Linked DNA regions of Homo sapiens: all the other regions are linked to region 2. A link is a loop called in an ENCODE intact Hi-C map of the cell type or tissue named here. Cell type or tissue: PC-3. All regions are shown on one strand. Region 1 overlaps LINC02917 (long intergenic non-protein coding RNA 2917). Region 2 overlaps MBNL1 (muscleblind like splicing regulator 1). Region 3 overlaps MBNL1 (muscleblind like splicing regulator 1).

Region 1 (8,000 bases), 270 kb before region 2:
CGACCTAGCTAATGAGAACCCCTGTTTGGGATCAGTTCCATCAATGCTTTGTCCCTGAAATCAGAAGGGACATTAAATCAGACGCACATTACCAGTAAGGAGCTGCCTTATTAAAATTATTTTGATATTGGACAATGCCCCTGGTCACAGAACCTCATGAATTTAACACTAAAGGCATCAAAATGGTCTACTTGCCCCCAAACACATCTTTAAGTCAGCTTCTGATAAGGGGGTCATAAAGACACTTAAGGCTCATTGCACATGGTATATGAAAAGGATTGTCAATGCTATGGAAGAGAACCCCAAAGGAGAGAACATAACCAATGTCTGGAAGGATTACATCATTGAAAATGCCATTGTTGTTATAGAAAAGGCTGTGCAAGCTGTCAAGGCAAAAATGAGAAATTCCTACTGGAGAAAATTGTGTCCAGATGTTATGCATGACTTCACAGAACTTATGACAGCCAATCAAGAAAATAATGAAAGATATTGTAGATACAGTCTTTTAAAAAAGGAGGACAGGAGGTGAAGGGTTTCAAGATTTGGATCTTGGAGAAATTCAAGAGCTATTAGACACTGTACCGGAGGAGGTAACAGAAAATGACTTGATAAAGATGACTGCTTCCAAATGTGCTGGACAATGAGAAAGAAGACATAGAAGAAGCAGTGCCAGAAAAAAAAATTGATATTAGACAATCTGGCCAGAAGGGTTTCAGTTATTCAAGACTGCTCTTGACTTCTGTTGTGACATGGACCCTTCTATCATATAGGCACTGCAACGAAAGCAAATGGTGGGGAAAAGATTAGTAACATATATAGAAATATTTTTAGAGAAATGAAAAAGCAAAAAGTCAGACAGAAATTAAAACGTATTTCCATAAAGTTACACCAAGTGTGCCTTCTACTCCTGCCTCCCTTCCACCTTCTCCACCTCTTCTGCCTCTGCCACCACTGAGACAGCAAGACCAACCCCTCCTGATCTTCTTCAGCATACTGAACATGAGGATAAAAATATTTATGATGATCCATTTCTACTTAATGAATAATCAATATATTTTCTCTTTCTTATAATTATTTTCTTAATAATATTTTCTTTTGTTTACTTAATTGTAAGAATACAGTATATGATACATATAACATACAAAATGTGTGTTAACTGACTGTTCATGTTATCGTAAGGCTTCTGGTCAACAGTAGGCTATTAGTAGATAAATTTTGGGGGATTGAAAAGTTATATGTGAATTTTCAACTGCAAGGGGGATCAGTGCCCCGAATGCCCACACTGTTCAAAGGTCAACTGTTTATTATTTGCATTGAGATATAGAGGTAATTCAGCAGGTAATTGATTTGAAAGGGTCCTGCTGCATAATAAGAGATGGCCGCTATATTCTACTTCACTTTTGCTTTACAAAGGTATTGTAGAAACAACTCATTAAGTAAAAGTGGTGGTAATAATGTTGAGATAAAGCTTATGAGACAGAGAATCCTGTAAGCACAGGCATTCAGTATTTTATCAAGATACCTGACAAATACATTATGCTCTACTTATGATCAAGATTGAGAAATGTTGACCAAATTGCAGTAAGGTCAGACAAATTTCACAACTAATTTTTTCTAAATAGTTAATATGAATCTGAATAGTCATCTAGGAATGTACTTCAGATTCTGGCCTTATTCAACAATTTTATTAATGCCTATTATAAGGTCATTTGCTGCATGCTGATCAAACCTGTATATAAACAATTTGGGAGTAATAGATAATATGTTAACTGAAAGAATAGCAATATCAACAGATTAAAACAAGAGACTAATTATACCCAGATGTTATTTAACAGGTATGTAATGAAAAGTTCTAATTGTGGTATACAAAACCATTTACACAACTATAAAATACGGGTCTGATGCCTTAGTAGCCTGGTGGGAAACATTTAAGTTTAGTTGACAGTAAACTCAATATGATTTCCCTTTGTATAGTAATTGCTAAGAAAAGTTAATTACGTTATTATGTATTAATTGAAATATGTGTCCAGAAGGGAGGAAAAATAATCATACAATATCCAGTTAATATGTTGTGTTGTATTTAGTGTTCAACTTACAGAGAAACTTTCACAAATTGGAATTTGTCTAAAGCAGACCACCTAGAATAATGAGGGACTTGACATTAGGTTACAAGAATAAAAGCAATAAGAAAGGGACAATTTAAGCTGTTGTTTTCAAATTTGAAGGGAGGACTCAAAGTTTTAAACTTGCCTGTAGCGCTAATCTTTGGATCAACATTAAATAAATAAACAAGTAGAGTTGACTCAAAAGATAATCAGCTTAGTTAGCTGTATACTCATTATCAGTGGGGCCATAAAAACAGATGATGAAGGTAATTCAGGAATCAGAAGTTAAACTAAGTTTTTCCTAAGACACTTAGAAGATTCTCTAAGATTTATGATTCTTTAGGTTTTAGTTGCTATGTTGTTGATGATGTTTAAATGAAATGCCTCACTCCAAGTACCTTGCCATGGCATTCTCAATTTTTTTATCTGTTACCTACCCATATATCCACCTTTGTCTTCTACTATGCCAGTCTTGAGTCTTGTGCACTTGGTGATATTTGACCATTTCTTACCTATAAGAACAGCAATTTCATATGGTTAAATCCAATAATCTAAATTTTCTCCAAAGATGCCTTAAACTTTCCAGCCTCTAGGTATATATGATTCCATTTCTGTAATGTAACAGTCCAGAACACTCTCCACCTCCACTTATTCAAATACTACTTTGTGTTTAAAGTTCAGTTTGTCCACTCATCCATGAAGACTTCTTTAGTCATTTCAACGTCTGATTGTCCACCTCTGCACATCTTTAGGACTTCTCACCCAGGACAAATGATATTGCTTTATATGGTTATTTGCCTTCTGCTATTAAGCCCTGGCTCTCACAAGTGCCATACCCAGTGTTTATCGAGCTACAGTATGACTTTCCAAACAGTAGAGGCTCAATATCTAGCTGCTGATGATACAGTTGCAAAGTTCAGAAGTGGCTAACCACTCTGCATCTGAATAGAACTGATGCTGAATGAAAGGCTATCATAATTTCTCACAGGGTCTCTGACCCATGATTCACTGTAAAATGTAATTAACATACAGTTCTCATACTTTGTAGTTAGCAGAGACAAAACTGAACATTTGTAGGTACATTCATATTAGGAAGGCTTTGGGCAGTGCAGTTACCAGGGTTATTTGTGTAGAACTATGAATTAAAGAGTTTTGCAAAGGCAGATCTAACATTCTTTTCCGCACAATGAGGTAAATCTTCCATTTGTACATTCACTCCCATTTTCATCTCTTTCTCTCCTTGAAATTTGTTTTGCAAGAACATTTTAATGCATTTATCTCCTTCCTTCAGCTTGTGAAATTACTCATGCCTGGGATGCATAATCGAGAGGTGTCCTGTTACATCCATGGGATTTGAGGCTTTATGAATCATTCCAACATCAGAAGAATGTTTGTATAAGAAGAAATAGATTTATATGAAAAAATGTATAAAGAATTTTTAACAACCCTGGCTCTTGGTTTGGGCAGGCTTACAAGGGAGAATTTCTATGTATGCAGGCAGCAAATACATAGTTGGCAACATTTAAATATTAAAATAGCTTCATGAAGGCAGGTGCTTTTTCACTGGGAATTTGCAGTGTGCATTTTCATCAATTTATCCTCCTCATTTTTACACATTGGAAAGGAATGACTTTAATCCTCAGATTAGCACATGGCAGTCCTTTAAAACTGGAATTACAATTTCTCCAAGCACACGGACATACCTGGTATGGAAAAAGGATAATTATCTTTACAGAAAAGCTACTAGGATGATTTGCCTGAGGGTGGATATGAAATCCTCTGGACATATTTCAGAGAAACAGCAATTTTTAAAAACATGATAGTTAGCTACTCTCTACTTGAAATAATGAGGTTTGTTTTTATTAATGAGAAGTTCTGGAGTTCTGTTTTCATAATGGTCGAGACATTGTGTGTGTGTGCATGTGTGTGTGATCTCTAAAATTTTATTTATACTTATTAAAATTAGGTTTTAGGCTACCAAGAATTTTTGAGAACACTAGAGGCTCCTTGTCACAATAGGAATCATCGGAATTTCAGTAAATGTTATTTAGTCTAGGGAAGCCCTTTCAAATGAAATGGCTAACACTGGAAATAATGCTGGGCATAGGAAGAGTGTGGTTTGTGGTTAGAAAGCCTGCAACTTCTAGTTCTCCAAAAGATCCTTTTTGCTGTATTCCTGTTCTCCTCATTTTTTGAAGTTTCCTAGCATATTTGATTTTCAGAAACTTTTCACAAAAATACCTGAAATTCTTTCACATAAATGAAAATGAATCATTAAATGTAAAACAAAATATTTGAGCTGTAATGGAGACCTGGGTCCCATCAAATCCAACTCCTTTATAATTCTATAGAAATGAAGCACGCTCTACAGAAGTTAAGTGTACAACTGAATTATTGAAAAGCTGGACATGCAGACAGTGTGTTCATTCCTTTTCATCATTGCCCTTTTAAGTCTGTTTTATCAAATACTTCTTTCCTGCCCTGGGATAAAATCTTGGGCTTTTCCAACTACTCTCAGGTATTAATGAATAGTGTGAATGAATAATCTAATTTTCCAAGCATTGAAAAGTTTAATATCCGTATCAGTTAGCTCTGGGCACCATAACAAAATACCACAAACTAAATGGCTTAAAATTTATTTATCACAATTCTGGAGGCTGGGAATTCCAAGATCAGAGTGACAGCTGATTTGGTTCTTGATGGGGTATCTCTTCCTGACTTACAGACGGCCACCTTCTTGATGGTGGGGAAAGAGGAGAGATCTTTCTCTCTCTTCCCCTTCTTATAAGGCCACTTATCAGATTAGCACTCTCTCTCCTCCATGACCTCATTCAGCCTTTACTGCCTCCTAAAAGCCCTATCTCCAAATATAGTCACATTGGTGGTTAGGGCTTCAACATCAAAATCTGGGGGAAGGGGACACAATTCCAACAATAACAATATCAAAGCTTCTGTCTCTCCTCTAATTCATAGCTGAGGCCTAACTAAGCCAGTTTTGGAAAGTGGTCACCTTTTTCCAGTTTTATGTTATTATTCATTCTAGCTTTTGTATTCCTCAATGGTCACAAAGCTGCTTCTTTCTTATGTGATGTGGAAGAAAGATGGGGAAAGAAAGAAGGGGAATTGGTATCATGTAGTTCTCCTTTCTCTATTCGTGCACTTGAGCAGATCTCAAAAAGTTTGTACTTTTAGGGTGTCCTTGGGAGCTTTTCAAACAAACCCATCATTATCCAGGGTCCTCTTCTGCTGAAGACCACAATGCTACAGAGTGTCTCCTCTAGTTGACTGTGTATGACACCTTCCTCAGTCCCTGCTTCTGAGTTTCCTACAGAGACTTTCCTAGTTGTGTTGCCATGTTCCTCTAGTGACCTTCATAGTCAGGCTCCCCTTCCAGATAACTCAAATCCAGCTACCTTCTGGGAGCCATGCAAATGTCTACTTTAACTTGTCAGGAAGAAATAACAATCAAAGCTAGCACTCACTATGTGCCAAACCCAGTGTCAAGCACTCACCATACTTCAACTCATTTCATTCTCACAACCCTCATTTGAATTATTTCTACAAAGCCACAGAAAAATTAGTTACGCAACCATGAACACTTAGTTAATAAGTGGTGGATGTGAAATATGGACTTAACCAGTAGAGACACAGAAACTACACTTTGAACCACTGCACCACACTGAGAGAATGACCAAGAGTGTTTCTTTTCCTCCAAATCTGTCTCATCACTCTGTCATCATAGGCAGCTCCAGCCTCAGTTTCTAGGTGTAAGTCAGGGACTCTTCCTCATTTTTTTCCAACTGAAGGAGCACAGACTAAGTCCTTCAAGGGTTTCATGGAAGTCTGCCTCATTCGATTTATCTGGAAAGCACCACCTGCTCTCCTCTATAATGAGAAGGAGAATAATCAAAACCATAATGTCTTTGGACAAGCTCACTGGATCCTTTTAATGAGCTCATATGGTATTGTTTAGCTAAAGATGGAAGATCCAATTTTAAGGCCCCACTCAGATGGCCTAGAACATCCCACTAGAACATAGGGGTATTTCATACCTGGTGCTTTAATCTTTGAGGCCCCACTGAAATTTGCCAAGGGAGGGAGCATACCATTTTGACATTCTATTTAATGAATTGCTCACTATCACACAATTATCTAGTTGCTAAGCCAGAAGGAAAGTAGTCACATAGCTACTAACAAAGTTAACAAATCTCTAGGAAAACATGGATTTTCTCAGGAATCAAAGCTAAAGGATAAAATGGCAATGTATGTGGGTATATTTCTGGGATGTGTGTGTGTGTGTGTGTGTGTGTTTAATCCGCTATCCATTCTGTCTTCTAACAATAGCAACCATATTTTCTTCTAATGAAGTACTCCACTTATACCTCAGGCTATGTGATCCAGGCAAAATTTACTCAGCTCCCATAGTTCTAGAGGTAGGTATCTGAACTCATTGCAGCCAAATTTCATAGCCACAATAACCAGTTAAGGGATGTACAAGGGACCCAGTTTAGTACAATGAGAGTTTCCTTAGACTTATTCTGGAACTACTATAAAACAGATGCCTTATTTCTTCTGGACTTGCTAAAACTGGTAGCCAATTTTTCTACCAATGGAGATGACCTACCTAGGTATGAAGCGCAAATATAGGAAAACAGCCTGAAAAGAAAGTGAAAGAATCATGATGGCATATCAGAAACTCTGGATCCAGTCATATCTGAAGCTAAATACCTAAAATCTTCAATTATATGGAATTAATACATCCATTTATCAATCAACTTGAAAATAAAATATCACAATAGAATATTAATGGATGGTAAAGAGTTTTTACAGGGCCCATCATGGGGTGTGGACTGATCCTGTTGACACTCCTGAAATTATATTTCATATGTAGTTGATTTTCCTGCTTCTCTACCCCAGTCATCGTCAATGTCCTATCTGCATCACTTTGCAGTCACCTTTGTGCAGAGTCACGGGATTTTAAATTCAAACACCTGAGACTCTGCTTGAAGGCTTCTGGCCATGAAAGACCTTTCTGCTTATGCATTGATTAGGCCAGAATTTCTGAGAAGTTTATGCATCCTTGAAGTAGACTTCAAAAAATGACCATAAAAAAATTGGTAGATAAATACCCTAGTTCCCTCACACCTTATTTGAGATGACACACAGCCTACCAGAGGTCCCTAACAGAACTGAGCCACTATTTCCACAGAGATAGCCTGCTCAATTATACATTTAATTGGCTTTCTTCCCTTACTCTAACTCATCACTTTCCACTTCCTTAGTGACTTCTTGAGATCACCTCCTAAGTAAACTATTTGCATTCAGAGTTTGCTTGTAGGGAAACTCAATCAAGACACCTTGCACTGGTTACGTGTCCTCTGACACACTTATAGGTGTAGTGGTGATGATTAGCACTGTCATTGTACATAAAATCTCTTGGACAAGGGAGTTTTTGGACAAGGAAGAATTTCTATCTATGCAGGCAGCAAATACATATAGTTGGCAACATTTAAATATTAAAATAGCTTAATGCAATCAGGTGCTTTTTCACTGGGAATTTACAGTGTACATTTTCATCAATTTTGCCTGCTCGTTTCTACACATTGGAAAGAAATGTCTTTAATCCTCAGATTAGCACATGGCAGACCTTTAAAACTGGAATTACAATTTCTCCAAGCATAGGGACATACCTGGTATGGAAAAGGGATAATTATCATTACCCCTGAGCTTTCAAAAACACTTCAACTACCACTTCACCCAGGATCTAGCTCACTGGCGCAAGTGAAAGGCAGCATTGTATCCTTTTTCAATTCTGAGGTTTTCAACCATTCAATGCATAGGAGAATCTTGTCCCAAGACAACACATTGTCCCATTTCCCACAAACACACCAACTT
Region 2 (8,000 bases):
ATTGATCAAAGTGATTATCTAGGATTACTTTTTAAAGTAATACTTAGAAAAATTTAGCTTGTTAGTTCCAGCTTAATAGAAAGTGAAGTCCATGCTGCTTATTGGTGAACATGTAGCTATATGTCTTTGAATACGTTTCTTAATATTGGCCATTAACTATTAAATTGACTTCTCAAAATGTTAAAATGGACAAAGTCCCTGTTTCTTGTTATAATTAGCTTTCTGTTCCTGCTTTTGATTGTTATTCTCCAAGATGACTGAGTTAATTATACAAATATGGTGAACACAAAACATATTACCTCAAAGGGATATCTCCTTAAAGAATATGCAAATGACCCTCCACTTTTGAATAAATTCAAATATTGACATTAATCTCCTTAGAATCCCAGTGCTTTAACTTGAGAGCATTGCTGAGTTTAATACTACTTATAAAACTTACGTTATTTTGACCATTTTGAAATATAGTTTTTCATGTATTAAAAAATTAGAGATCAAATGACAGGATTATTCATATTATCCAGATTTGTATGGTGTGTTGTAAGCTATGCATTATTTTATTCAGTATTCATGACCTTTTAAATAGATGTTAATAGTGTTTTCATTGTGAAGATTCCTTAGCTAGTAAAGTGATAGGAACTGGAACTCACAATTTTTGACTCCAAACCCTATTGTCTGTCCGCTATATTATTGCTATTTAGTTAACAAAAGAAGGTTTATTTAGAATTAATTTACATTTTCTTGGGAAATTTTCCTGATTATGTTTTCTTTTGATTATTTAAAGTTTATAATTATTCCATAGATGTTTTTCTGGAAATAGAACTTAAATGTTTTCAGTGAATATCTTCATTGTCAAATCTTGCCTTAGTATTTGTAAAGTAAAAGGCTCATGTTGAATCACATTATATGTGTAGCTAAATAGATCTTATTGTTTTAATGCAGGTTTGAAAACCATTTATCAAACAATATTTTTTTTCTTTTGTGACAGAGTCTTGCTCTGTTGCCCAGGCTGGAGTGCAGTGGCACGATCTTGGCTCACTGCGACCTCCACTTCCCAGGTTCAAGCAATTCTCGTGCCTCAGCCTCCTGAGTAGCTAGGATTACAGGCGCCTGCCACCATGCCCAGCTAATTTTTGTATTTTTAGTGGAGATGAGGTTTCACCATGTTGGCCAGGCTGGTCTCGAACTCCTGTCCTCAAGTGATCCACCCACCTCAGCCTCCCAAAGTACTGGGATTACCAGCTTGAGCCACCGCGCCCAGTCAGAAAATATTTTTATGTGTTGACCCAGTACATACACATATACCAATAAATCTGTACATTTATCTGCCAAAAATAATGAAAAATGCCTATAGTCATGGATATATTCTTGGAATATTACTTGTAATATGGAAATACTGGAAATTATCTAGATATCCTCCAAAAGAGTTACCTGTATTATGTACACTATTTGATGAAATTTGATGCAGCCATCAAAAGTATTCACTCTGGAAATTATTTAGCAAAATGAGAAATGCTTATGCTGCATTGTTGAGCATAAAAGATCACCAAATAATAGCTATACTATAATTACAATTATTTTTAAAAATGTGTGCATACATACAGAAGACTGGATGAGAAGAGAAAAATGAACCACAGTGTTGTTAGAATTTTCAGATTTAATTTTATATTCTGTTTCAAATTCTCTGTATGATAAATGTTATAATTTCTTATCCTGTTTTTAATTATGAGATTAAATTTGTGAAATGTTGTCAGTTATAATTTACTAATGTAATAGTATGTCTAAGAGATTTATTTTGGGTATCAGCATAGTCTAAAGTGTCCTTGAGTTTATCAGAGAAACCAGATCAAACTCATATTGAGCAACCAAGGGATAGATCCCATTTTATTGATGATGTCTATTAGGGAAAATGTGTTTTAGAAGGTTTGGGAAGTTCATGTTCCCATAGGTACCCCACTATTCAGATGCATATCTAATGCTTGGTAAATTTCCAGTCCCACTGGCCTGTAACTCTCACCAGTACAAGTTTTCACAAGAGATTTTCTCTTCCTTATTTTTTCACAAGCAAGAATAATGTGAGAGTAGCTATTACAGTATGTTTCTGTCCTATTTCTTAGGAGAAACCGTAAGCTGTAAAAAAAAATAAAAATATGAAAGAGTCAAACATGCATATTATGCAAAAGCAGTTGACTAAGTTTTTTTTAACCTCAGAAAAGGTTGGTTTTATGACACATTCTGAGCTAATTCTTAGTTATTAAGTCTGCTTAAATATTTTTAGAATTCTTTCTAAATGTTCCACAGGAGAGTAAAGAACATGAAATTATAATAAACCAATCCTTAACCTGTAGAAACCCCCCCCCCCACACACACACACATGCAAATACATACACACAGAACCTAAATAAATTCAAGTCTTCTTTCTTGTTAATGCGGCAAAGAGTAACCTAAATTGGAAAAGTAGAGTATTAGTTCCCTGCTGCCAATTCATTTTGAGCATATTCAAGAAAGCAGGAATTACTGAGGGAGCAAATAGCAGCTGAGAGAGATCACTTATAGACCTTCTGCAAGTTTCCTGTTTGGTGATGCCTACATTGACATAGACTTGCTTAAACAGAAAAGTAGCCCTTTCGTTTATGCAGTAGTATATATTTAGCATACACACACACACACACACACACAACTTTTTATCATTATTTAATGTAGGCACATCACTCTTCCTGAGTATAGTGATGAGCCTCACATACAATAAATTTTGATTAGGTACTGGGTACTGTTTTAGCAAGCTCCATAGCTGATGCTAATGTTCAGCCAGAGAGGAGGATAATTATTCTCGGTAACAGCTTGATCATTTTTTGCTTTTAAGTTATAAATCTTGGTAATACTTTTTTTCTTATGTTCAATAAGATAAATATGCTAATAAAAAACCAGAATCTTGAATAACTTTTTAAGTCATTTTTGTGATCTTAATAACTGAGTGTAGTGGTGAATGACACTGGCTCATTGTATGTATTTGGAACACAAAACTTTAGCTAGGTTGAGGTTTCCAAGTAGTGCAAGATATCATTTATAATGCTCTTTTTTAAGATGTAGCATGATACAGATTATAGTATCTCCTTCTTTAAGAAACACTTTCCTCAATAATAGGATATGAATATAATGTGGGAAAACACCCAGATTTAAATGCAATCATTGTATTTATACAAATCCAAGAAAACCTTTGCTTCCTAAGTCGTAGTAGGGTTACAGTTTTTCTTTCTTGCTTAACTTCAAAATAAAGTGCTTAGTATCTGCGTTTGCTATTTGTGAAAAGATACTTGAACAATTAAAAACTGTTTCCTTGAAGCTTGAAGTAAGAGCACGAAAATATTAAAAGGACATTCTGTGTTTTAGATGGCCCTCTTGTGGTAAAAGGGTCAAAGTATCCTGAATGAAGACTGCTTTTAAATAGTAAGAGTCAAAATTGCGCAGATGAATGAGAAATAATGTTCTCGCCTTTTCCCTAAGATCTCCGTGGCAAAATTAACAGAATTAGCAAATATAAAACAAACAGACATAACAAAACCAATCTTTTTTTACTGCTTTATATAGCTACCAAGTGAATCTCTAAAGATCAAAAAAATAACTCCTGGAAACATTTTCATAAAAAGCTATCAAATTTGATTTTGTATATTTTTCACTTGGAAATAATTTTATATTTACACGAAAGTTGCAAAAATGGACCCAAGAGTTTCTGTCTACGCTTTACTGATCTAAATATTAATATCTTACATAACTGTAGAATCCCTCTTAAGACCAGAAAAATTAACATAGATATGCTGCTGTTTAACCAATCTACAGACTTTAATCAAATTTTACCAATTGTCCTCCCAATATTCTTTCTGTGACTCCAGGATCCTCCAGCTTGTGATAATATCTCAGTCTGTCTTGCATGACCTTGACACTTTGGGAGAGTACTAGTCGGTTATTAGTAAAATATCTTTCCATTCACTTCATCTGATGTTTCATCTTGATTAAATTCAGGCAGTACTACCTCTACTGTGATTGTGTGCCCTTCTCATTGTATCATATCAATAGATACACAACATCATTATGTCTCATTATTGGTGATATTAATTTTGATCACTTGGTTAAAGTGATGTTTTCCATGTTTCTTTACTGTGAAGTTATTATTTTTCCCTTTGCAATTAATAAGTTTATCAACACCATTTCAGATTGTATTTTTACCATAATTAACATTATACATGCATTTTCTTATGGACATTTATACTGAAATGGAGTTATAATTTGTAACTAAACTAGGAAATGCTGAAGTTACTTGTTGCCTTGTTTGAAAATCATTTTCCCTTTTCATCTATAGCCTTCTGTCACCAGTCTTGCACTTTAAGTTAAAATCTTCAGAAAGCTTCTTCTTCTTCATGTTGACTAAACCTCATGTACTTAATGACCTCATAGGTATGTCGAGAGTACCAACGTGGCAATTGCAACCGAGGAGAAAATGATTGTCGGTTTGCTCATCCTGCTGACAGCACAATGATTGACACCAATGACAACACAGTCACTGTGTGTATGGATTACATCAAAGGGAGATGCTCTCGGGAAAAGTGCAAATACTTTCATCCCCCTGCACATTTGCAAGCCAAGATCAAGGCTGCCCAATACCAGGTCAACCAGGCTGCAGCTGCACAGGCTGCAGCCACCGCAGCTGCCATGGTGAGTAGAGATATCAGCTCTCTCCTTGTTAGCAGTCAGAAAAGCAAAGTGAGCAACTATATCTGACTACAAGCTATTCATTTAGTAACCTTTTTAAAAAAATTGCTGAAGATATGTTTGTTCAGGTATCCCAGACAATATATAAAGAAGTTACTTTCACAGAAGTGAGGGTAACTCCTCAAATGGTTCAGATTGCTCCTACTCTTGGCCTAACTCTTAATCTGTCTTATTGTGGATGTAGGGTTTCTGAAATCTCTGCTTTGTAAAGAACCACCTGTCTCCTTTTCAACTTAACGATATTGCCATTTTCAGTCTTCTTATTTCTGTGTGCCATCTAATCAGCCATTGTTTTCCTTTGGTGTGTTCTTTTGCACATCAAGGCTCTTCTTTACATATATCTTGCTTTTAACAATAACATGATCTGGAACTATTTAGGAGAATTGTTCAACAAAATTGTTCTTAGAATTAGCTACAGGATTTTGAGTAGTATACTATCTAGATTGTCTGAAATAATATTGTGGCATAAACATAATAGTAACACTAGAGAAGCTTGACTATGCCATTATATAGACAGGAGAGAGACAGCAGTACTCAAGGAGTTAGAAATTGGATCATTAAGAATAGCTACTAAACTATATTCTCAAGGTAAATTTTAATGTGATCTAGTAGCTGATTTTAATGAGCCCATTCTTTGTTCTTTGCTTACCTGTTTTAATGTTGTCATTTTTTTACATAAATATATGACTTAAATCAATGAAATACTCATTTTAAAAGTCACTGTGTAGTATTTCATAACACAGTGAAATAATCACGAGAGAGATCTTTTCTGTGTTTATGGATACTTGAGCAAAAATACAGAAGGCAGACTCTCTCCTCCTCTCTTCCTTTCACTCTTTTTTTTTTCTGTTAGAGTATCTTGTTTGTAATTAACTACAAAGAGGAGTTATCCTCCCAATAACAACTCAGTAGTGCCTTTATTGTGCATGCTTAGTCTTGTTATTCGTTGTATATGGCATTCCGATGATTTGTTTTTTTATTTGTTTTTTCTCACCTACCCAAAAATGCACTGCTGCCCCCATGATGCACCTCTGCTTGCTGTTTATGTTAATGCGCTTGAACCCCACTGGCCCATTGCCATCATGTGCTCGCTGCCTGCTAATTAAGACTCAGTCGGCTGTCAAATCACTGAAGCGACCCCTCGAGGCAACCTTTGACCTGGTACTATGACCTTTCACCTTTTAGCTTGGCATGTAGCTTTATTGTAGATACAAGTTTTTTTTTTAAATCAACTTTAAAATATATATCCTTTTTTCTGTTATAGAGTTGTAAAGTACAATGAAAAAACTGAGTGTGGTTTCCTGACAAAATTAGTAGAAAGACTATAATCTAAGTACATAGATGGATATCATACAATAAAAGATTCTGAAAGCCCAGCAGCCCACATTCAGTTTAACTACATTGTAGAATGTTCTGAAGAAATAGTCGGAGGACATAAAGAGTGTATTTTTGACTGTATATTTATGTACCTGTTTGGTTAGCATGGCTTTAGTGGTAGAATTATTTACATTTTAATATTTATAGTTCAGTATTTAAGGAAAAAAACTTGCATGCTCTGGGACATTTGCATGTCTAGGTAGATCTGGGGGGAGGAGCAGAGTGGGTTAGTTTTTATTTTATCTGTTTCAGTCACTCTGTACAATTAACTATTAACATTGCTTATACTTGTCAATCCTCATGGAGCTCGCAGTGCGGCTTTTCTTCTTTTCCCAAATCAATGGCTTCTCACAGAAAGCCTGAAGCATTATGGGACATAAAGCACTTTAACACATTATAACATGTGCTCTTGTACTAGTGAGATTTTGTTTTGGACAAAAATAATGCTTCCTTTAAAGCTTTTATCTTGCTTTTTTTTTTTTTTTCCTCCTTAATTTTTTGTTCATTGGATTTTTTCCCTCGGGTAGTTAAGTGCTCTGCTGCTTGCTTGCTCATGCTTCCTAACAATTTTAGCCTTCGACTGATTTTTCTTTTTTCTTTTTCTCTTTTTACTGGTATTTGTTTTTTATACTCATTCACTAAACAGGGAATTCCTCAAGCTGTACTTCCCCCATTACCAAAGAGGCCTGCTCTTGAAAAAACCAACGGTGCCACCGCAGTCTTTAACACTGGTATTTTCCAATACCAACAGGCTCTAGCCAACATGCAGTTACAACAGCATACAGCATTTCTCCCACCAGGTAAGGGGTGGGGTTTCTTAATAAATGAATCTGATGATCTACAGAGAGTCCTACTGTTAGAGCAGATAAACCACACCCCAAGTTTGTTTGTAATTATAGATGAGGTGTCAGGTAAGGTGGTCAATGATGGAAACTTATCTGAGGTATCTCATGTGGTTTTCCTTAAAAACTAAGGATTGTAGCTTAATGAAATGTGGATTAAAGATCAGTGGTATTTTATATATTTATTTGTGTTTGTGTAATTTGGAAATGAAATATAGTTCTCTTTTTTTCTCTTTCCTCAACACTTATATATGTCTGTCAAGCTATTTTATGATACTTTCTTGCTGTAAGACCCCTTTGCCTTCATTATTCCATAGAGTTAATTTAAATTATATAAAACAGCACTTTCAGTTTTGATTTTTATTTTTCAGCCTTTTTGTTTTCAAGGTCAAGAATGAAAACAACTATGCGTTCTAGAGCTCTTAAAAAGGGCTCTTATTGGCATCAATCAGTACACTGTTTAAAATTATGACTGTTCCTAAGCTAATATTGAAATAACCCTAAGTGCTCAGCAATGTTTAATTTATTATGGAGTTCTACATTTGTGGTTTCAGCTTATTTTCAATTTGGTAATGTATACATAATCTAGAATTATTCACACAGATTGCAAAGTTTAAAACACAGACTAGCTACTCATTTAATTACCTGGAAATTTACTCTTTTTATTCACTCTGAACTTACTTCAGAAAATACATATAAGCTCATTATTATCTGGAATTTTACTAACCAGAAACTCAAATCTCACTTTCCTCTTTATTGCTTCACCCTTATTTTCAGAATACCATGGTTTTAGAGACTTACTTAATAAAATTATTTTATTAATTAAATTAATGAGTAGATATATATGTCAAAAATCCAGCTCCCAATTTTATATTAGACTATACTGGCAGTATTTACAGTGTATTAGGTTCATAATGCTATAAGAGAATGTGAATTTATTTTTGATTCACAAAATAAATTATATGAGCTTTTAATACTAACCATAAGTTTTATACAGTACATATTTGAAAATCAGTC
Region 3 (8,000 bases), 140 kb before region 2:
AGAAGTCTGTATCGTAATAAATCTGTTGCTAAGTAAAATGGGAATACATGACAACGAGGAATGTAGGTATTAAGAATGTCAGAATTAGAACGAGAACAGTAAAAGAGCAAAAGCTGTAATAATGTGTGCTAGTATATAAACAATACTCTAAATACTTAGTTTCTCTAATTTTCCTTTTACAATTGCAGTTTTAATTTATAATAGTCTAAGAGCGTATTCAAGCTGAGACTTAAATTGCTTACGTGCTATAGATTTAGGTGTATTAGCTATTTCAGAAATCCAGAACATTTGCAAAGGTGCATTATTTTATGCCAAAGAGGATTATGTTCCCCTATGGCTTGTGAAAGAGATAGGAAAAAAGAAAAGAAAAATATTAACACTGCAAGCCACCATTAGAAAATTATATTTCAAAAATGATGTTTCAAATCAATGACAAATTGCCTATTCAGTCATGAGCTCTCAACTAAAATTTGGGGAGTCAATGTAAAGAAAGCCTACAGAATGTATTTTAATATTTGCCAAGTTATTTATACCCTCAAAAAAAAAGCTTTTACGATATGATCAACAGAAATAGACTTATTGTTTACTGAATTCTATTTCAAATACCCATTCATTTTTCAGGTACTAGGGATGGGAGAAAGAGAATATAACCTTTATATTTACTATCTATTTTCCAAAAATCTAGCAAAATTCTTTTACCTTTGAAAACTTTAGTCACTTGTTCCTTTATCAAATTGAGCCATTTTATTTAAGATAATTAAAATTTCTTTTTGCTATATACAGTGATATCTATCTATAAATAGCACCCCGATCAGATTTATCATAGACACATTTGAGATCAGATTCCACTGCAAAGTGGCATACAATCAAGGGTGCTGAGAACAGTTTTAAAGAGCCTCTGCAGGCTTAGCAGAATATATGAAGTATGGAAATTAGGTATTAGAAGGCACACAAATATATGTACATACAGGTAAATGAACAACTAAAGCACTCAAAATCAGTAAGGCAAACAAGTATCCAGATGGTCACATATGGATTGGATGGCATAACTAGACATGATAAAGTAGTCCCAAAGGTGGTTATAGTTAAATTTTAGAAGATCCTCTGTTGCTAGCATGGTTTATCCTCAATCCAGAAATTGCCTGTGTTGCTGCTGTTCTAAGCCCCAAGCATAGACTTTTCATCATATTTTAAAAACCAGTTTCACTGATAATCCTGATAAAATATCTGCAAGTTTTAGACTAAATATGCAATTTTCAATTAAAATTTTGATCTATTAGGGTCCTAACTGGAATCACTGTTACCAGGAAGTTTTTTTGTGGTTTGATTTTTAACCACTGGTATCTCCCATGTATTAAAACTTTGACAGATTATTATATATACTGTGCTGGCACATATATTCAATGTGTCTTTCAGTGACAGATTGACATATCACTTCCTTGTTTTCTCCTAATAACTTAGGAGATGAACTAACTATAAGGCATAACCTGCGCAGCAGTATGTTTCATATAAAAGGTCCCTAAGGAGAAACTTCACAACTTTGTAAAGAATATCCTGTGAATATGCTGCAGTGTCATCAACTCTGACATAAACCTTTCTTTAATGAAATTCTCAATAGCTGCAGTTGCTTTGGTGAAACTAGTAATTGTATTCATTTGCCTGTTTATATTAGAACTTTTTTAGAAAACTTTTTTTTATGAGTAAAGGTTTTTTTAGACTATTAGATAAATTGTAAACCATGTTTCGAATCAAGCTACCTGCTGCAGTAATTCTAGAACTATTTATTTTGCTTCATATTATAAGATTTTGGTACACTGCGTCTACTTTTTTTCTCATGAAATCTTGCTTCACTGTGTGAGTGTGACAAACTAAAAACAATTTAGACCTCAAGCAATGTGGCACTTACAGCTGAATTCAGTTTCATTGTAATTCAGATGTCTGAAGCTAATCAAAATTCCACGGAGTACCCTTGAAACAATTGCATATATAAGGCTGTTTCTCACTTAAAAGAGACAATGCAGTGTGGGGTGAATTGTCTTTTGAAGAACTGTATGACACATGCCCAGTTCAGGTGAAAGGTGAGAAATGGAATGTTTCTCAGACCTAGCACAGACACCTAGGGACCTAGTTTGGGAAGCTTATCTTGTCATTTTCCTTGCCAAGGATAAGTAGAGGATTTCAGCTATCAACATTGCTAATCCGTTACCTTTCATGCTGAGCAATGTCTCTGCCTTCCCACAGACTTAGACAAAGCTTCTTATTTTCTTACAAAGAGGTCCTATTGAGGAAATTTGAATTTTTTTTTTTTTTTTAAACTTAGCAGTACTACATCCTGTGCTTTTAGATAGGTGAGCAATTTTCCATGTTAACAGCTAGGCCAAAAATCATGACTGCCAGTAGAAGTGGGTAACTAGATAGATAGATAGATGGCCTTTGATTTAGCACTGATGATAGTTATTAGCATGTAGCAACTTAAGTAAAAGCAACTGGAAAGGCTTGATAGAAATTCTGAGTTGTTTGAAGTATAATAGATTATTAGGATAGTAATTTCTTTGTGAATTTTACTGTAAACAAGCTTGATTCTAGTGAGGACTTATGCTAATTGCTCACTTATACTAACAGCAACTACAGAGTTTTTATTTAATACTGTTTCTTATACAAATATCATCAAATGCACATCTACCTACAGCATCATCCCTACATTTTTGGCACATGTTTGAAATATTTTCACTTTGAGATAAAGTTTGATTTTTTTGCTAGCGATAAAACTTTCTATGCTATGAGCTTGTGTTTTGAAAATTACTGATAATTACTAAACAGTATAACCCCTGATATCTTCTAATTTGGTTGACAGGCTGTTTGTCCTCTGGATTCCTGAGGGCCTTGGCCATCTCTGACCATTACATTTCTTCTTTTGTTATCTCTGAGTTCTTTCCAGCTTTCTAATTGTCCATCTTTAGAACTATTGGTTCCGATCTTAAATATGTCTTTCCATAGTCACACAGAAGTGATTTAGACATTTTGTCTGTGAAGAATTAGATTCAGCTTTGCATAACAGAGACACCTCCCCTACCCTCCCCAGCATTTGGTATAAACAAATTAGGGGTTTATATTTCAGTCGTCTAGGTCTATTTGGCGACTCTATAGTCATTGGAACTCAGGTTCCTTCTCTCTTAGTTCCTAAGGAGCACATGGCTTCCAACTTTAGGATTATTTCAAAATTGCAATGTGGCCACTGCAGTGCCAGCCATCATATCCTTAGTCTAGCAGGACGCAGAAAAGGCAAGACACCATAACTCAGCCCAGCCAGGCTCCTTTTAAGCAAAGGTTCTCTGAGCTTCAGCCAGTAATTTTTCAGTCTCTTATTGACTGATTTTGGTAGCAGGGATTGCTAGGAAGTATTTTTTTGTATGTTTGTTTGTTTTGTTTTGTTTTTATTTATTATTATTTTAAAAAACTGTTGCCTTGATTGAAATCAGGAGTCTGGTAGGTAAGACAGAAGGGGAGAATGGAAATGGATGTTCAGGAGGGCCATTTCTGGAATAAAAGAGTGTTTATTTTTCCTCTCATAAAACTTTCAGAATTAAGTAAATCTCTCTGGAAAGCATCTGGGTAAGGGAGGTGGTTGAAGAGATACCACTTTTGAAGAGAAACTGAAGTCTTCTCATCTTGACAAACTTGTCATCACTTCTGTCTTGCTTATTTAGTAAATAAAACCTGGCATATCACAAATGGATTTATTTTTCCTTATAGAGAAAACTAAAACAGCTTCATTTTTTATCTTCTTATAACTGTACTTATTTATTTATTTATTTGAGACAGAGTCTTACTCTGTTGTCCAGGCTTGAGTGCAGTGGTGTGATCTCGGCTCATTGTAACCTTCGCCTCCCACGTTCAAGCAATTCTCCTGCCTCAACCTCCCGAGTAGCTGGTCCTACAGGCGTGTATCACCATGCCCAGCTAATTTTTGCATTTTTAGTAGAGACAGGGTTTCACCGTGTTGGCCAGGCTGGCTTGAACTCTTGACCTCAGGTGATCAGCCCGCCTTGGCCTTCCAAAGTGCTGGGATTACAGGCGTGAGTCACCGCGCCCAGCCTACTATTCATATTTATATAAACAGTCACATTTTTATAACTGGAATATAGCAGAAATGCCATGTCATTAAAAACAGGTCCCAAGTGATTTTATATGACAAAAGAATCTGCACTTTGATTTGTATTTCTGCTGCTTCCACAAATACACTTTCTTATTTTTTCCGTATGGAGTAAAATAACAAGGTGAGTTAATATTTATTGAAACTTAATGTATGTCAATCAGTGTTTTCAGTGCTTTTCATTTTTTTCATAGTATTTTGTCCCTATAAAATCTCATCGAGATAGTTACTGGTGTTACTTCCATTTCACAGATGGACACACTGAAATACAGAGAAGTTAGGTAATACATGCAAGGTCAGTCAGCCAGTAAAATGTGGACTTGGAGCCTCGTAATCTGATTTCACAGCCTGTACTCTTAATTGTTTTGTTATGTTTGCTGGAAAACATTGCTTCTTAATTTCCATATGCATATTCTAAGGATTCGACAAAGAAAATATAACTAACAGCAGTACTTAAGAATAAAAATGAATATCCAAGACAAATTTATAGTACAGGGCCTAAAACAGTAAGTACTCAGAAGTAATCACTGTATTTTAAGTCAACAAATGAGTCAAGGAGTGAACCCAAAATAGCAGAAAGAATGCTGCCACCAACTTTCAAAGATGTTGTATCTGTTGTAAAATATATGGCCATATAGGAAAAATTTTAAATGAATCATCTTAGATAACTAGTCACTGTATAAACTATATAGCTGCCTCCCCAGTGCATAAAAAGCCATATTCAAAAGGTTTAATTGTTTAGAAAATGTTTTTCCACAGAAGCAAGGTGATTAAGTCATCGGGTCAACCCTGAGAAGCCAAAGTAGCCCAGAGGATGCTTGAGTTATAGTTCAGTACAAACAGTACCTTGGAAACCCTGGTTATTAATTAAACCCAAGAGGCTCCATAGAAGTGTTATCTTATCATAAATCTTGAGAACTCCTAGAGTCACAGACCCCAGCTGCTTTTGTCAAACTATTTCTGTGGCAAAGATGTATTTTAAATTTCAGTTTAGGGTTCCAGAAATTCAGCTTGCCTAGTGCAGGGGAGGTGGCCTTTCCCAAAGTCCTGGAACTCATGCTGTGAGCCAGTGTAGTTTTCCCCAGCTTTAACTTTGGGCTGCTTCTGTTTCCTGAAGCTAGTCTTTAATAGGGCATTTGCTTAGAATCAGCAGGATCTAAAGACAGGGTATGCAGTGAGGAGCTGGAGTCCAAAGCTTCCCACCTGTGTAACCTTTAGGGTGGGAAGGTGTCGTCAATATGTCTTCCAAGTGACCCCCATGTTTCTAAGGACTCAGCCTGCCTGTTTTTTGAATGTAGTGCTCATTGATCCTGGGCCCTGTCTACTGCAGAGCTTAATGAACAGCTTCTCCCCATTCTTCCCCCTCTCTGAAATTTTCAGCTGTGTGGTTGTTGCTGTTGTTTTCTAAATACTAGTAGCCATGGGGAAACAGGTAGATCATAAAAGTATCAAACTCAATTTTTGTTTTGTTTTGTTTTTTTTTTTGGCATTTTATCATAGGATATGGTCAAGAGACCGGTTGTAAAAACTCAGATGTGAGGAAGAAAACCATTAGGAGGTGATAAGGATTCAACAATTTAAGTAATATAACTTATGTACTTCCTATGTCAAACTTTAGGGAGGCAGATGTTAACAATACAGTCCTCAAGGAGCCGGTTACTAACAGGGAGACTAGTATATTAGGTGGTGGCGGCAATGGTTAGGAGGGGGAAGTTTCTCGACAGCAATTGCAGGGTCAGTGAAAGAGATACTTGAGGAAGAGAGAAAGAAATGGCTCTGGTGGTTTATCTTTCCTTTTTCCCCTTCCCTCTCTCTCACACTATTAATTATGACATCACAAGTGGGAATAAAAGAACTAGAGGGAATCCCCAGTAAAAGACTTCACATAGCCACAGGCCACCAGACTGTGGCAGCTGTCCCTGAATCATCATGGGTCAGTTGGTAACGACCTGTATTTTAACCCTAGATCACAATTTTAGGCCCAGCAAAATTGTTCTGAAGCTGTCTAGATTTATTAAGCTATATTTATATTTTAGTTTATGTTAATATGAGGTTGAGATCCAAGACCCTGTTTTCTCCAGACCTCATATGAGTACAGTATCTTAAGTTAGAATTTATCTCTCTGCATAAAAATCAGACCTAGTGCGTAGGCTTCTGGATCTCAGAATCACTTATACTTAAGTCCAGGCTGTTCTCAAATAAGGCAAGAAGCATCTGCTGTTAATAGCTGACAGTAAATTACACAAAGTAAAACATGGAAAATTAAAGTCAGAAAAGCTAGGAAGCTTTTCTATCATTTTCAATTTTCTGCAAAAATACAGACATAATCAGTGTTTAGGATCTGCTTGTGATGGATAAATTACATCTGTAATTCCTTCTTTTCCATATTACTGCATTCAGACGATAATTTGCTTTCAGATATCTTTGCTCATCTAATCGTTCATAGACTGGAAATAAGTAGTAACATCTCCCAATCCTAGGAAGCATTTATAACTAGTCTTTGCCTTTTTGGGTGTTGATAGACTAGTGGTGATTATAAGCTTTCGAGCTTCTGAAAAGCACAACGAAGATTAAAATAATCATAGGATAATAAAATACTTTAAAACCCTTCTAGTCTTTAATTTTAAAATGTTCCAGTAGAACACAAATTTGCTCAGGTAACACACAAGTAAGCATTAAATGCCTTCCTGTGTATCTGAGAAGTTTGTTATGAAATATTTTGGAAACCGCTGCATAGTCAGTGTAGGAGGAGCAGATGAATTTTAGCTGTGGTTATGTGTGCTGTAAAAGACTATACGTGCTTGTATTAGTCAGAATGAGTACACCACTAATTTTTGTATGGTAAGAGATTTATACTAAGCTCATCATCAGTTTCTATAATTCAGTGAGATAAAACTGAGTCAGATTGATTTTTAGGTAGCACATGTAGAAACAGCTAATTTTATTCCCCTGATTTGATCCTCATCTATTGATTATATAAACTAAAGAAGCTAAGAACAATTAACCCTTACGAGGTTACACAGTCAGGAGATGCTGAACTGAGATTCAGTGTAGAAAGTCTGTCTTCAGAGCCTATGCTTTTAGTCTTTATGCTAAGTTTAACTTGTTTAAATAGCAAGATTATGAAGCACTATACAGTGACCTCGTATAGACAAAAATATAGTATATTGATTATTAGAGAAACTACATATTAGACTGTTGTACATACGTGGGCAAGTATTTGTTAAATCATTTCAGTTGCCTAAATTTAAGCAACTGTGCTGTTTAAAACATGCTCATTCACATTTTTTCTTAATCTAGAAAGTCACTTCTGAATAATTGCTTGTTTAGATTTTCTCATTTGGTGTGGGAAATTTATATTAAAATTTTAACTAATATTCTAACAATACAGAGTCTGAACCTAAAGTCCAGAAGAATTTTAAGTCATGCCGCAGACAGGATGAACAGTATAGCAAATCAGAATAATAGACTGTTTGGGGGGGTTGGGGGGAACCCATGAGAATTTCAGGATTTCAAGATAAAGCTTGGAATTGAGGTAAAGGCATCAGATAAGGAAGTGTTTCATTTCATAACTTTTTTTTTGCTTGAAATATAATATATTTTAAATCACAAAAGTAGTATAACTGTTATTTTTCTAATGCACAGAACCATGAGACTTTTTTTTTTTTTTTTTTTTTTTTTGAGACAGAGTCCCACTCTGTCGCTCAGGCTGGAGTGTGGTGGTGCCATCTCAGCTTACTGCAACCTCCGCCTCCTGGGTTCAAGCGATTCTCCTGCCTCAGCCTCCTGAGTAGCTGGGATTACAGGCATGCACCACCATGCCCAGCTAATTTTTGTATTTTTACTA

Evidence for each region. Peaks named below come from ENCODE experiments on the same cell type or tissue, not always from the same donor. Only the 100,000 strongest peaks of a DNase experiment are listed, where the experiment ranks them.
Region 1: it touches region 2 in a loop (2.4-fold over the local background); 56 of 110 quality-filtered maps call a loop at or near these places.
Region 3: it touches region 2 in a loop (2.9-fold over the local background); 17 of 110 quality-filtered maps call a loop at or near these places.

What each region holds. Positions count from the first base shown.
Region 1 is chr3:152,172,257-152,180,256 of GRCh38, forward strand. The region is part of intron 1 of LINC02917 (long intergenic non-protein coding RNA 2917); the gene reads right to left. LOC101928166 (a long non-coding RNA gene) reads right to left here. Exons shown (of 3, transcript NR_136178.1): 2 at 2,543-2,617. Among named protein-coding and RNA genes, the nearest start is that of LINC02917, 29 kb to the right of the region's middle. In PC-3, no CTCF peak of the experiment used is centred here; a DNase peak (open chromatin) is centred at 3,445; H3K4me3 peaks cover 955 bases; H3K27ac peaks cover 1,806 bases.
Region 2 is chr3:152,440,833-152,448,832 of GRCh38, forward strand. It overlaps MBNL1 (muscleblind like splicing regulator 1), which reads left to right. Exons shown (of 10, transcript NM_021038.5): 5 at 4,450-4,707; 6 at 6,788-6,941. Among named protein-coding and RNA genes, the nearest start is that of MBNL1-AS1, 180 kb to the left of the region's middle. In PC-3, CTCF peaks have their summits at 3,402 (motif pointing left) and 3,606; a DNase peak (open chromatin) is centred at 3,379; H3K27ac peaks cover 484 bases.
Region 3 is chr3:152,303,193-152,311,192 of GRCh38, forward strand. The region is part of intron 2 of MBNL1 (muscleblind like splicing regulator 1); the gene reads left to right. Among named protein-coding and RNA genes, the nearest start is that of MBNL1-AS1, 38 kb to the left of the region's middle. In PC-3, no CTCF peak of the experiment used is centred here; DNase peaks (open chromatin) are centred at 4,079, 4,819 and 6,909; H3K4me3 peaks cover 1,229 bases; H3K27ac peaks cover 5,870 bases.